2 separate regions of the Homo sapiens genome follow, and region 2 is linked to region 1. The links are chromatin contacts, found by Hi-C or POLR2A ChIA-PET in ENCODE. All regions are on one chromosome and are shown on one strand. The core of a region is the stretch at or near the end of the contact, and the rest is flanking DNA. Distances in the headings are between cores, read along the strand shown.

What was found. Hi-C counts contacts between places; a loop is a spot of excess contacts on that map. ChIA-PET counts read pairs that join two places held with the same protein, here RNA polymerase II (POLR2A). Pooled maps may share reads with other maps.
Region 2: a loop to region 1 is called in a pooled map, with 2.5 times the contacts of the local background. The contact joins the promoter of DYNC2LI1 here to the promoter of C1GALT1C1L in region 1. A Hi-C loop is called at or near these places in 3 of 50 pooled maps. POLR2A ChIA-PET finds 5 or more read pairs at or near these places in 4 of 52 experiments (A549, MCF 10A, activated CD4-positive, alpha-beta T cell and 1 more).

Annotation. Positions count from the first base shown.
Region 1 is chr2:43,672,647-43,678,633 of GRCh38, forward strand. It overlaps C1GALT1C1L (C1GALT1 specific chaperone 1 like), which reads right to left and starts at 3,783. Exons shown (of 1, transcript NM_001101330.3): 1 at 2,505-3,783. The coding sequence starts at 3,676. The coding sequence ends at 2,729. All of the region lies in intron 2 of PLEKHH2 (pleckstrin homology, MyTH4 and FERM domain containing H2), which reads left to right. RefSeq lists an enhancer at 3,724-4,018.
Region 2 is chr2:43,771,797-43,777,584 of GRCh38, forward strand. It overlaps DYNC2LI1 (dynein cytoplasmic 2 light intermediate chain 1), which reads left to right and starts at 2,243. Exons shown (of 13, transcript NM_016008.4): 1 at 2,243-2,350; 2 at 4,986-5,103. The coding sequence starts at 2,343. It overlaps LOC105374571 (a long non-coding RNA gene), which reads left to right and starts at 2,357. Exons shown (of 2, transcript XR_940033.2): 1 at 2,357-2,750; 2 at 3,077-3,196. It also overlaps the pseudogene RN7SKP66. RefSeq lists an enhancer at 2,129-2,178.

The DNA of each region.
Region 1 (5,987 bases), core at 2,533-5,032:
TTGAAAATCTTCCTCTTGATTTTCTACTCATTCCCTCTAAGGGAGCAGAATTATCTTTGATTAACTATTGCCTACTATTTCTAATGCAAGTTTCTAACACCCATTTTTTTTCCTCCCTGCCATTATTCTCTTCCTTTTTTCAGCTCCGTAAAACTCCCTCTGGTGCCTCATCATATATGATGCAAACTACTTTATCCATAATCCTGTCACCTAGATATAGACAACTCCTTGTCCTTGGTTTATGTAATTCCATAAAAACAGGCACACGTAAATTTTTTAACAAACATTTGATTGCAACATTCATTACTGCTTTGCAGTCCCTTTTCCCTCAATATATCATTTATGTATAATATCATTCTATATATAATTTACACTTATTTTTAAATATGTCATTTACATCTTTTCATATATATTTAAAACATTTTATTAGAGAGATTTTCAAACATACAAAAGTAAGCAGAATGTTATAATGGACCCTCCTGTACACATCACCCAGCTTTCATGGTTGTCAACTCAGGGCCAATCCTGTTTCATCTTCATCTGCACCCTGACCTACTTCTTTCCTCCTATGTTATATTGAGACAAGTCCCAAATATATCATTTCCTCCATCCATAAAAATTTGTAATGACTGTATGGTATCTAACTGTAAGGATGTACCATTATTTATATATTTAGATAATCCTGTTTTTGGACATTTGTGACTTTTAGTTTTATCATTCAAATTATAACACTACAACTGCTACCATAATATTTTTAAATAAATGAGTTACCACCAGCTTTTCACATTGCTTGAATATATTTTCTTATTTTTAGCCCTACAACATCCTGTAAAGTAGTCAGAACGGGTTATATTATCCACATTTTATACACAAGAATTTTAGAGTCCAGTGGCAAACTATTGGTAAATAGTAGAGTTTCCTAACTTAAAATTATTCATAAAAATAACACATATATATGGTAGAAATAGGCTGCTTAAAAAATTTCTATGTAACTATTCATTGAACACCTGTTAAGTATTAGATACTATGTTGGATGCTTTTCTGTTTATAAATGCTGTGAAATAAGTGTTGTATCATTTTACAGGTAGGGAGAGGAGACTCAGATAAGTTAAATAATGTACCCATCATCACATAGCTAGTATTGGAATCTGAGTTCCAATTTAGGTCTTGCCTTTAAGTTCAGTATTCTTTCCAGTTTTCCCTATATTCATATTTCAAGGATTACCTCCTTTTCATTAAGAAAGCAAGTAACTTTTGAGCCTGATTGCGCCTTCAAGACAACTTTACAATGTAGTTGGGAAGATAGTACAAGATAGGAAGTCAGTGCCATAGGAGCAGAAAAAAAGTTATTTGGCAGTGGTAAAAATAATGATACTGTCCTTCATATATGCATGGTACTTTAGGCATGACAGAGAGCTTTGTCATTTCATCAATAATTTGTAATATATTAAATATCTACTATGTAGAAAGACCTGTATTAGTTATGTAACAGTGAAGCAAGCTGACTTTTATCCTTCCTGTTATCACTAGAAACTATACATTTGAGGAGAAATCAGACAAGATATTTGCATAGTTCTCTTAAGAGAACTATTTTTTTCACTAGCAAAATTTTGTGCATTCTTCTGTTTCTCCTGGCAATCCTGACAATATTCAAAATCCAGGCTAAGTAAGGCTCCAGAAAAACCAAATTTCCCTGAAAATAGAATATAGTTATATTGTAGAAGTGACAATTGTCAGCATATTGCCAGTAGTGGAAGAATGTGGTATTGGCATGTGTTTGCTAGTTGGTTTTTGGTTTAGGGAATATTCTAGAGACATCCAAAAGACTTAATGCTTGTCCAGCTGCTTCTATATAGTGCCATAGTCTAAACAAGTAATTCAACAAAATGCTTTGAAACCACATTACTTGCTCATTAAACATTTGAAATATTTTCACAGAAATTAAATATGAGGTACTGAGAATGTACTTGCACAGTTATTTACATATCCAAATATTTGAAACCTCTTCCAGAATCTAGATCCCTGTAATAAACTGCCTTTTAAAATGCTGCCATGGGGCTGCGTGTGGTGGGTCATGCCTGTAATCTCAGCACTTTGGGAGGCTGAGGCATGTGGATCACCTGAAGTCAGGAGTTCAAGACCAGTCTGACCAATATGGTGAAACGCTGTCTCTACTAAAAATAAAAAAATTAGCTGGGCATGGTGGTGTGTACCTGTAGTCCCAGCTACTCAGTAGGCTGAGATAGGAGAATCACTTGAACCCGGGAGGCGGAGGTTGCAGTGAGCCGAAATTGTGCCACTGCACTCCAGCCTGGGTGACAAAGCAAGACTCCATTTCAAAAAAAAAAAAAAATGCTGCCATGTGGACAGGCAGTTAAATATGTGGCCATACATGGTGGCAACAAATGTTCTACACCTTTATTATCCAGTAGAAATATGTAAGCTACATGTGTAACTTAAAATATTCTAATAGACACATTAATAAAATTAAAAAGCAGGTGAAATTAATTTTAATAGTATATTTTATTTAATGCAAAATATCCAAAACATTATTTCAATGTGGAGTCAATATGAAATATTACTGAGATGTTTTACATCTTCATACTGTTTTCTAATAATATATGAATTATTGAATGAAGTACGTATTTTACACTTACACTGTATCAGAATTTGGACTAGCCACATTTCAAGTGCTCTTGGACAGCACAGGTCTATTATTCTCCAGGCCTCAGTCATTTTCTGAACCAACTGGAGGCAAGAAAACGAGTGTGTCATTGAAATAGTGTCCAAATGCCCTGAGCCGGTACAGGCCATACATCATTACTTCCATCTTTTGGGGGGTCAGTCCATTGAAAGTAATAGCCATATCTGAACAGCAGCCTTCTACTACTTGCTGAGGGTTATTAGACAATGCCTCTTCAATAAGCTGTGCGATTGGTTTTGTATTAAATACATCTCTTCCTTCATAATCCTCTGCATTTTCTGCATGAACTCCTGCATATTTCAGGCATATTGCCAGCTGCTTATCTTCAGATAACTTCCAAATCACACTTTGATCTGCACAGGTCTCAGAGTTATCGAGAAGTCTGTTAAGTCTTTTCATCAACTCTCTGCTTAAGACAATCCCTCCTTCCACAGTCACGTATTCGAGGTCTCCAAATATAACAGTGTGGCCCAGATAGAAGGGCTGGGATGCATCCCTTGTAAACAAAAGGTACTTTAAATTTTCAATGACAGCAAACGTAGTGGGAAGTGCAAGGAAGAACCAGTTGTAGTTGTCACCATACTTTTCAAAGACGTATTTGTAAGCGGTCCTCATCTGTACCCACCTGTCATTACTTTCTATATTGAACAAATTATCATTTTTAGTATCGTAGAGCTCTGCTTTGTCACAGTGTTTGGTCCAGGTCTCTTTCAGTACAGCCCAGTAACTCTCATCTTCGGATTCTCCAAAGATGATACAGAAAACACGAATACTTTTACTGAGCTCCAAGAGTATCACTTTTGAAGTGTTTAAGAAATCGTTCCTGTTAGGTGGACGAAGGTGATGGTGCTCGTGGTCTTGAGTTTGACCTCTGTGTCGAATGTGAATTTGGCCAAACATAGTTATCAAAACCCAGGAAATGCTCCCAAGCAACATACCCTTAAAAAATGATGTCCCACTAGCGGAAACCATTTTCCAGGCGTTAGGACAGTGTGCCAGGGTCAAAGGCAGCCTGGGACCGGGTCCTGGGGTCCCGCGCCTTCCGGAGCTGGCGGCTGCGCTCCCGGTTGGGCCACTCTAGCTGCGGGAGGTCGCTTCTCGGTGGCGTAGAGAAGGGGGCGGGGCAGGAGCGGGACGCGGCGGCCACTGCGGGTGGGGTCCGGGCTGCTGCGGGTGAGAGGTATACCAGGAGTTCTGCACGCCTGGCCTTCCAACCAGCAATAAAGTTGAAAATGAGCAGAGATGAGTCACAGACGGCTCTAAAGTGAGCCAGACATCAGCACTGAGCCAAAAAGAATAAAATTGAGTTTTACCTCACGATTTGTGTATTCAGCCCCTGGTACAACACATCCCGTATGTTGATTAGCATGGGGTCCTTCTTAAGGCTTTTAAAATTCTCCTTATAATATTCGTTTTAGTATTTGTGTGTCTGTGTGTTTAATCAAAGAATCTCTTCTATACTCTCTCCATCAGTCTGTAAGAATGTAAAACTACCCAGAGTTTATTTAAACCTAGCACCCACGGAGTTCATGAGAACACACCACTTCCTTGATGTCATTATGACTTTTTGATCAAGCGGTCAAATAGGACATTTGAAGCCTTTCTTTCCTCTTAGATTTATTTTCTTGTTCTTAATATATGTTAATCCATAATTTTTAATCTACAATCCACTGAAGAAAATTCTATTGATGAATACTCTTGAGGTATATATGTAGTCCTTGTATTAAAAGTATCGAAACTCTGGCATTTTGATCAACTTTTAAATATGCAAAGAGCCTTTAATGTGCTAACTGTATTTAACTCATCTCCAGTGAACTAGTTTAAAATATCCAAACTGATGATGACTTTATGAGTTTTTTTTTTTTTAATTGATCATTCTTGGGTGTTTCTCGCAGAGGGGGATTTGGCAGGGTCATAGGACAATAGTGGAGGGAAGGTCAGCAGATAAACAAGTGAACAAAGGTCTCTGGTTTTCCTAGGCAGAGGACCCTTCGGCCCTCTGCAGTGTTTGTGTCCCTAGGTACTTGAGATTACGGAGTGGTGATGACTCTTAACGAGCATGCTGCCTTCAAGCATCTGTTTAACAAAGCATATCTTGCAACGCCCTTAATCCATTTAACCCTGAGTGGACACAGCACATGTTTCAGAGAGCACAGGGTTGGGGGTAAGGTCACAGATCAACAGGATCCCAAGGCAGAAGAATTTTTCTTAGTACAGAACAAAATGAAAAGTCTCCCATGTCTACTTCTTTCCACACAGACACGGCAACCATCCGATTTCTCAATCTTTTCCCCACCTTTCCCCCATTTCTATTCCACAAAACCGCCATTGTCATCATGGCCCGTTCTCAATGAGCTGTTGGGTACACCTCCAAGACGGGGTGGTGGCCGGGCAGAGGGGCTCCTCACTTCCCAGTAGGGGTGGCTGGGCAGAGGCGCCCCTCACCTCCCGCACCGGGCAGCTGGCTGGGCGGGGGGCTGACCCCCCCCCACCTCCCTCCCGGACGGGGCGGCTGGCCGGGCGGGGGGCTGATCTCCCCACCTCCCTCCAGGACGGGGCGGCTGGCCGGGCGGGGGGCTGATCCCCCCACCTCCCTCCCAGACGGGGCGGCTGCCGGGCGGAGGGGCTCCTCACTTCTCAGACGGGGCGGTTGCCAGGCAGAGGGTCTCCTCACTTCTCAGACGAGGCGGCCTGGCAGAGACGCTCCTCACCTCCCAGACGGGGTCGCGGCCGGGCAGAGGCGCTCCTCACATTCCAGACCGGGCGGCGGGGCAGAGGCGCTCCCCACATCTCAGAAGATGGGTGGCCGGGCAGAGAGGCTCCTCACTTCCTAGATGGGATGGCGGCCGGGCAGAGATGCTCCTCACTTTCCAGACTGGGCAGCCAGGCAGAGGGGCTCCTCACATCCCAGACCATGGGCGGCCAGGCAGAGACGCTCCTCACTTCCCAGACGGGGTGGCGGCCGGGCAGAGGCTGCAATCTCGGCACTTTGGGCGGCCAAGGCAGGCGGCTGGGAGGTGGAGGTTGTAGCGAGCCGAGATCACGCCACTGCACTCCAGCCTGGGCACCATTGAGCACTGAGTGAACGAGGCTCCGTCTGCAATCCCGGCACCTCAGGAGGCCGAGGCTCGCAGATCACTCGCGGTTAGGAGCTGGAGACCAGCCCGGCCAACACAGCGAAACCCCGTCTCCACCAAAAAAATACGAAAACCAGTCAGGCGTGGCGGCGCGCGCCTGCAATCGCAGGCACTCGGCAGGCTGAGGCAGGAGAATCAGGCAGGGA
Region 2 (5,788 bases), core at 993-3,492, 98 kb after region 1:
AAAATTTTAAAACTCTGCCTGTCACTTTCCTAGCTATTGTTAATAGCCTCCGCATGGTCTTCTAGATGCCAAACCACCCTTCACACAACTGCAAAAAATTATCTCACTGAAATTCATGTCTAATCATGGCACACTCCTATTTTTAAACCCTATTTGGTTTCTCATAACCAACACAGTAAAGTCTAGACTACAGCATCCTTCACAGTAGCCCCATCTACCTGCCCAGTTTGCTCTTCCACTGTAGCTCCACCAGGCACTTTATATGATCGCAACCCAAACTATTCAGTTTCCCAAATACATCCTGCACACGCCTTTACCCTTCTGCACTGTTGCTCATTCCATCCAGAAAGCAGCATAAAATTGTCTCCTTCTCCTTCCATTCTTACCTTAAGAACAATCTTCATCTACCCAGGAAAGTCACTTTCTTTGCCCAAGTATGAAGGCCTCAAGAGGAATGAGGGAAGAAAGGGGAACTCACCTGCTCAGTCAGATCAACTGAATCAACCCTGAATCAATGCTGCTGATCAGGGCCCAGCCGGATCACCTTCACTTTCCTGGTTACCAAGCTCCCTCCTTCAAACACCTCTCCCCGTTATTCAAACAAGTGTACTTTTGAAGTACTCGTACTGAGTATTGTGCCCAGTACATAGCAAGCACTTGGCAAAAATGTTAGCTGTCGTTATTGCTATCAATATCAACAGGCCTTCCTAACTAGCATGCAAAAGTATTCTGAAGTTCTAGAACCCAAATCATTACAATTCATTACAATCTGTCCCATATCAGTTTGTGAGCTTAAAGTCTGGCTTAGCACCAGGCTATAGCTGTTGATTCAATGACAGATGTATAAGCCTCCTTTGAAAAATCATCCTTTCTTCGGTGAGCTCTACTCCCATTAATTCCCTTCCTATGTGCAGCTTAGTGTTCTTTACGTCTCCAAAATATACCTAGGTGTTGGGAGGATTTTGTTCCCAATGACTTTATTTGAAATAAACACCCTTTTATCAACCATCAGCCTTGTTTCCAGGAATGTGTTCCTTGTGTTTCTTTGTTCGAAGTTGCTGACCAGCAGCTTATCACACAATAATAACAAGCATTAAGCAGTTATAATGTGTCAGACACCCACGTAAGTTATGTTTTACCTACATTTATCTCATTTAAGATTCACAATCTTTCCCGCTTTACAGGATCAGAAATTCAGTGATTTACCCGATGTGGCAATGTGACAACTTAGCCAGCGTGGCCAAGTCAGAACTTGAACCTAGGTCCATCTCACGCCAAAGCCCATGTACTTGAACATCGCACCATAGAAATCAAGCCGAATAGTAGAGGACTGGAGGGAGGGTATCTCCTTCAAATATTCAGGGCATCTTAGGCTAGAAAGCCTGAGTCTACTCAGCATTCAATACAGACCAAATACTATCAGTGCCATGGTTTCACCATCTCCTTCAGGCATAATTGGTCACTTGCCCTCATGCAATTTTTGTACCTCTATACAATAGTTTAGATCACTCACTTCCTTAGGTGCTTATAATTAGCTGAGTGTGTGTCTTTCTTAAGGGCAGCGATCTTTTCTTACTCATCTCTTTATTCCTTATTCTGTGTAGCATAGGGCCTTGCATATTCAATGATTGTTATTTATTTCAATGCTCGTTATTTATTTGGACACTCCTGCAGATCTATAAAGAGACCACAAAGTTCCAAAAGAAAATAATCTACATTCACAAAGTAAATGAAGTATGTAGGAGATGCACTTGCTTCATTAATTTATTAATAAATACACAATGTGCTATTGAATAAAACTTGAAACAACTAAACATCTAGAAAGTTGGAAAATATTAAAATTACGTGCCTTATTTTAAATTTTAAAGTCCGAATATTCCTTGCTTCTAGTAAATTAGCAGAAAACAGCTCAAGAGATTGTTACACCCTCTATTCCTAAATCATGGCGATTGGGAAGAAAAAAGTGAAAGATGAGAGAGAGAGAGAGCAGAGACCCTTGGCATATAGTTGACACCCAGTAAAAAAATTTTAAAATAAAAGAAAATTGCTTTTAGATCCCAGGTTTGTAACCCCTTATCATCTCGTTCTAGGAGGTAACAAGGAGTTACTAACTTGGGATCTAAAAGCAATCCTAAGGCTTGAGGCCGAGAATGAGATGTAAAAGGACTCCTGAAAACTACATTTCCCATGATGCCCGTCTCCCCACGCAACCGCGGCCGCGACGTCGCTCCCATGGCAACCCAGAAGGCCTCACTCCCAGACTCCTTGCGGAGCTCGCCGCCTGATTCTAGGCTGGTCACTACTCCGAGCCTGTGACGTTTGCGGCAGCCAGGCCGTCGACGATGCCCAGGTATTCCCTGAACCCGGCTTGCGTGGGAAAGGCTACTGAGAGTATTCCTGGAGAGAGGAAGCCCAGGCGGGACCAGCTGTTGGAAGATTGTGGGGGTGGCTACTTGCCACCAGGATATGCAGGGTCGGGGACCTAGGAATCAGCCTTGAGCATAAAGATTCTGCCGCAAACAGGAAAGAAAAGAAAGTTCCCTAGGTAGAAAAGTGAGAGATTTGGAAAGATCAGCAACTCCACCCATTCAATGATTGAATAAAAGTTTCTTGCAGGCCAGAGACTACTTCCGGAGCAGGACATTCGGCGATGAGCTAGACCACAAAGCCTCCTCTCCCCAGGGGCCTCCCCTCCTGGTGCGGGGGTTCGCAGTAATAAGCGAGGGGAAACTTGGAAGGCACTGTGGAAAGTATAACATCACTTTTAAGGGGGGAAACGGGAGAGGGTTTGTAAACTATATTCTAGCTGTTCAATTCTATGATATTCATTTTAATTACCTGTTCACAAGATATTCCTAAACCTTTTCTCAACAATTTATGCTTAAGCACGTCGGGGAGAGGGGTCAGGGAGTGCATCACAGAGCAGGATAAATCTTTTTCTCTCCTTGGGATAGTGTGGAGAATTGTCAGCTTTCCATCAAGGGATAATTGGTTAGTTATAAAGCTATGGTTATACTTCCCGATTTCCGCAGGTGTCGTGGCTGACTGCAGCACCTCCGTCTTTCCTCTCTGCTAGGTATTTGGAAAGCAGATCCTCATATTTTGAAAGAATGTTGTGTAAATGAAGAGCAAACAGCCCGAAACTGAGTTCTGAAGGCTCACCTGTGAAATAAATGCATGAATTTTAGTGCAAACATTTAAGGACTCCTGTTTTGACCCTTTTTCTTATTCCTGGTTCTTGAATAGTATAATTACAAGCCCTCAATAATTTTTGTAATTGTATAGGCCATGCCCTAAACTACATATATATTTTAACAATTATGACAATCCTATAAAGCTGATACTCTTTTTTATTGGCTTTTTAGAGATAGAGAAACAATTGAGCCTGGGGAATAGCACAGAGGATTGCATATATTAGGTGCTCAATAAATATTTGTTTAATTAATAAAGGAATGAAGGATTTAAAGAGGTTAGGTAGTTTTCCCAAGTTCACATACATAGGAAGTAGCAGAATCAGGCTAGGACCTATCAGGTCTTGCCCATGGTTAGTTTTTAGTTTAATATTCCATTTTCACTTAGGCTTTAATTAATATATATATGATTTTATCGTGTAAAGTTATATATCTGTGTAAAGAAATCAATGAAAGGATTGTTTTCAAAATGTTTGTGGTTTTAGGGTTTTTTTTTCTTTCTTTCTTTATGGTTTTTTTTTGGCGGGGGGAGACAAGGTCTTGCTGTGTCACCCAGGCTGGAGTGCAGTGATGTCAACATGCTTACTGCAGCCTCGACCTCCAGGGCTCAGGCAATCCTCCTGCCTCAGCCTCCCTAGTAGCTGGGACCACGAGTGCATGTCACCACACCCAGCTAATTTCTTTTCTTTTTCTTTTTTTATTTTCTTTTTTTTTTTTTTAGACAGAGTCTCGCTCTGTTGCCCAGGCTGGAGTGCAGTGGCACGATCTTGGCTCAATACAACATCCACCTCCTGAGTTCAGGTGATTCTCATGCCTCAGCCTCCTGAGTAGCTGGAGTTACAGACACCCGCCACCACACCTGGCCAATTTTTTTTTTTTTTTTTTTTTTTTTTTTTTAGTAGAGATGGGGTTTTACCATGTTGGCCAGGCTGGTCTTGAACTCCTGACCTCAAGTGATCCACCCACCTTGGCCTCCTAAAGTGCTGGGATTACAGGTGTGAACCACCACTCCCAGCCTCAGCCAATTTTTTTTGTTTGTTTTCTTTTCTTCTTCTTCTTTTTTTATACTTTAAGTTCTAGGATACATGTGCACAACGTGCAGGTTTGTTACATATGTATACATGTGCCATGTTGGTTTGCTGCACCCATTAATTCATCATTTACATTAGGTATTTCTCCTAATGCTATCCCTCCCCCATGCTAATTTATTAGTAGTAGTAGTAGTAGTAGCAGTAGTAGAGATGGGATCTTCCTGTATTGCCTAGGCTGATCTCAAGTGATCCTCCTGCCTCAGCCTCCCATATACTTTTATATTAAACAAAATTTTTTTTTACCTAAAAACATAATCTAAAACACAAAAAAGAAATGTTTCAGGGAGGAAAGATTATTTGATACACTGGTTTTGTACTTTTCCCATCTTCCTAGGTGACTTAAATGTTTGTGGTTTTCAAGTTGTACATTCCCAAAGTCATTGTACCTCCATATGTGTCTGAGAAGCTGACATACACAGCTATGAACCGTAGGGGAAGACCCAAATGTGACAGCCTCAAATCCTGGCAATAAAGGCTCTGCTTATCAATTTCAGTATTCTTCAGAGAACTAGTTCAAAGCAACAAAAGAAAAATAAAATCATAGAATGACTAATCCTCAGATGTTTTACCAGATTATTGTTCCTCAGAAAATAATGTTCATTTGTTTCATAAATTATACTGAAATAAAATTTCTCTGAGCTTGAAATAAATATTTGAAAGAATTCTTTTTCCCTCAATTTTGTTTTTTCTGCCTCTCATGTAGTGAAACTCTCTGGGAAATTGCAAAAGCTGAAGTGGAAAAAAGGGGAATTAATGGAAGTGAAGGTGATGGAGCTGAAATTGCAGAAAAATTTGTTTTCTTCATTGGCAGTAAAAATGGGGTAATGCTTTCTTTTTTTCAATTATTGTGATGATTTAACAACCATTGGTAAAATATCTGTTAATACTTTGATTAAAATGTAGATACTTCAACACTTTAACCAGATGACCAATCTGGTTTAGCATGAATTAAAAAGTGCTTATTATTAATCTAGGAAAAACTATAATAGTAAACAAAATTTTAGAAAAATATATTTAAACTATTTTTTATTTCATGATTTGAAAATATTCAGGTCTTCTACCACAATTGAGTGTAAAAGCTAGGATTCATGTAAATATCTAAGTCAGTCTCTAAATCAGTAAGTCAGTATCTTAACAATTTTATATTTTAGATTGTTACTTTACTTTTAGAAATCTCATTAAAGGAATAATTGAACTGTGTCAATGATATTTGTTACAGGGTTATTAATTATTTTGAAATATCTGGGGAAAATATGGCAGCATTTCCAGTGGACCACTGATTGGTAGGAAGGGACCCCTCCCCACTTGTTGTAAGTCTCTGTTTTACTTGGCCAAGCATACAGAAAGGCGTGGAAGTGGCCACACAGTGTAGGAACATATGCATCATATCTTCATGCAACTTTGCCTGGCCCACAAAGTTCCTGCCAGGAAGGCAAAATGACTGGTGACACAAAAAGGTCAAGGCTTGCCAGATGCAAGATGCTGAAATTCATGTAGTGCCATAGC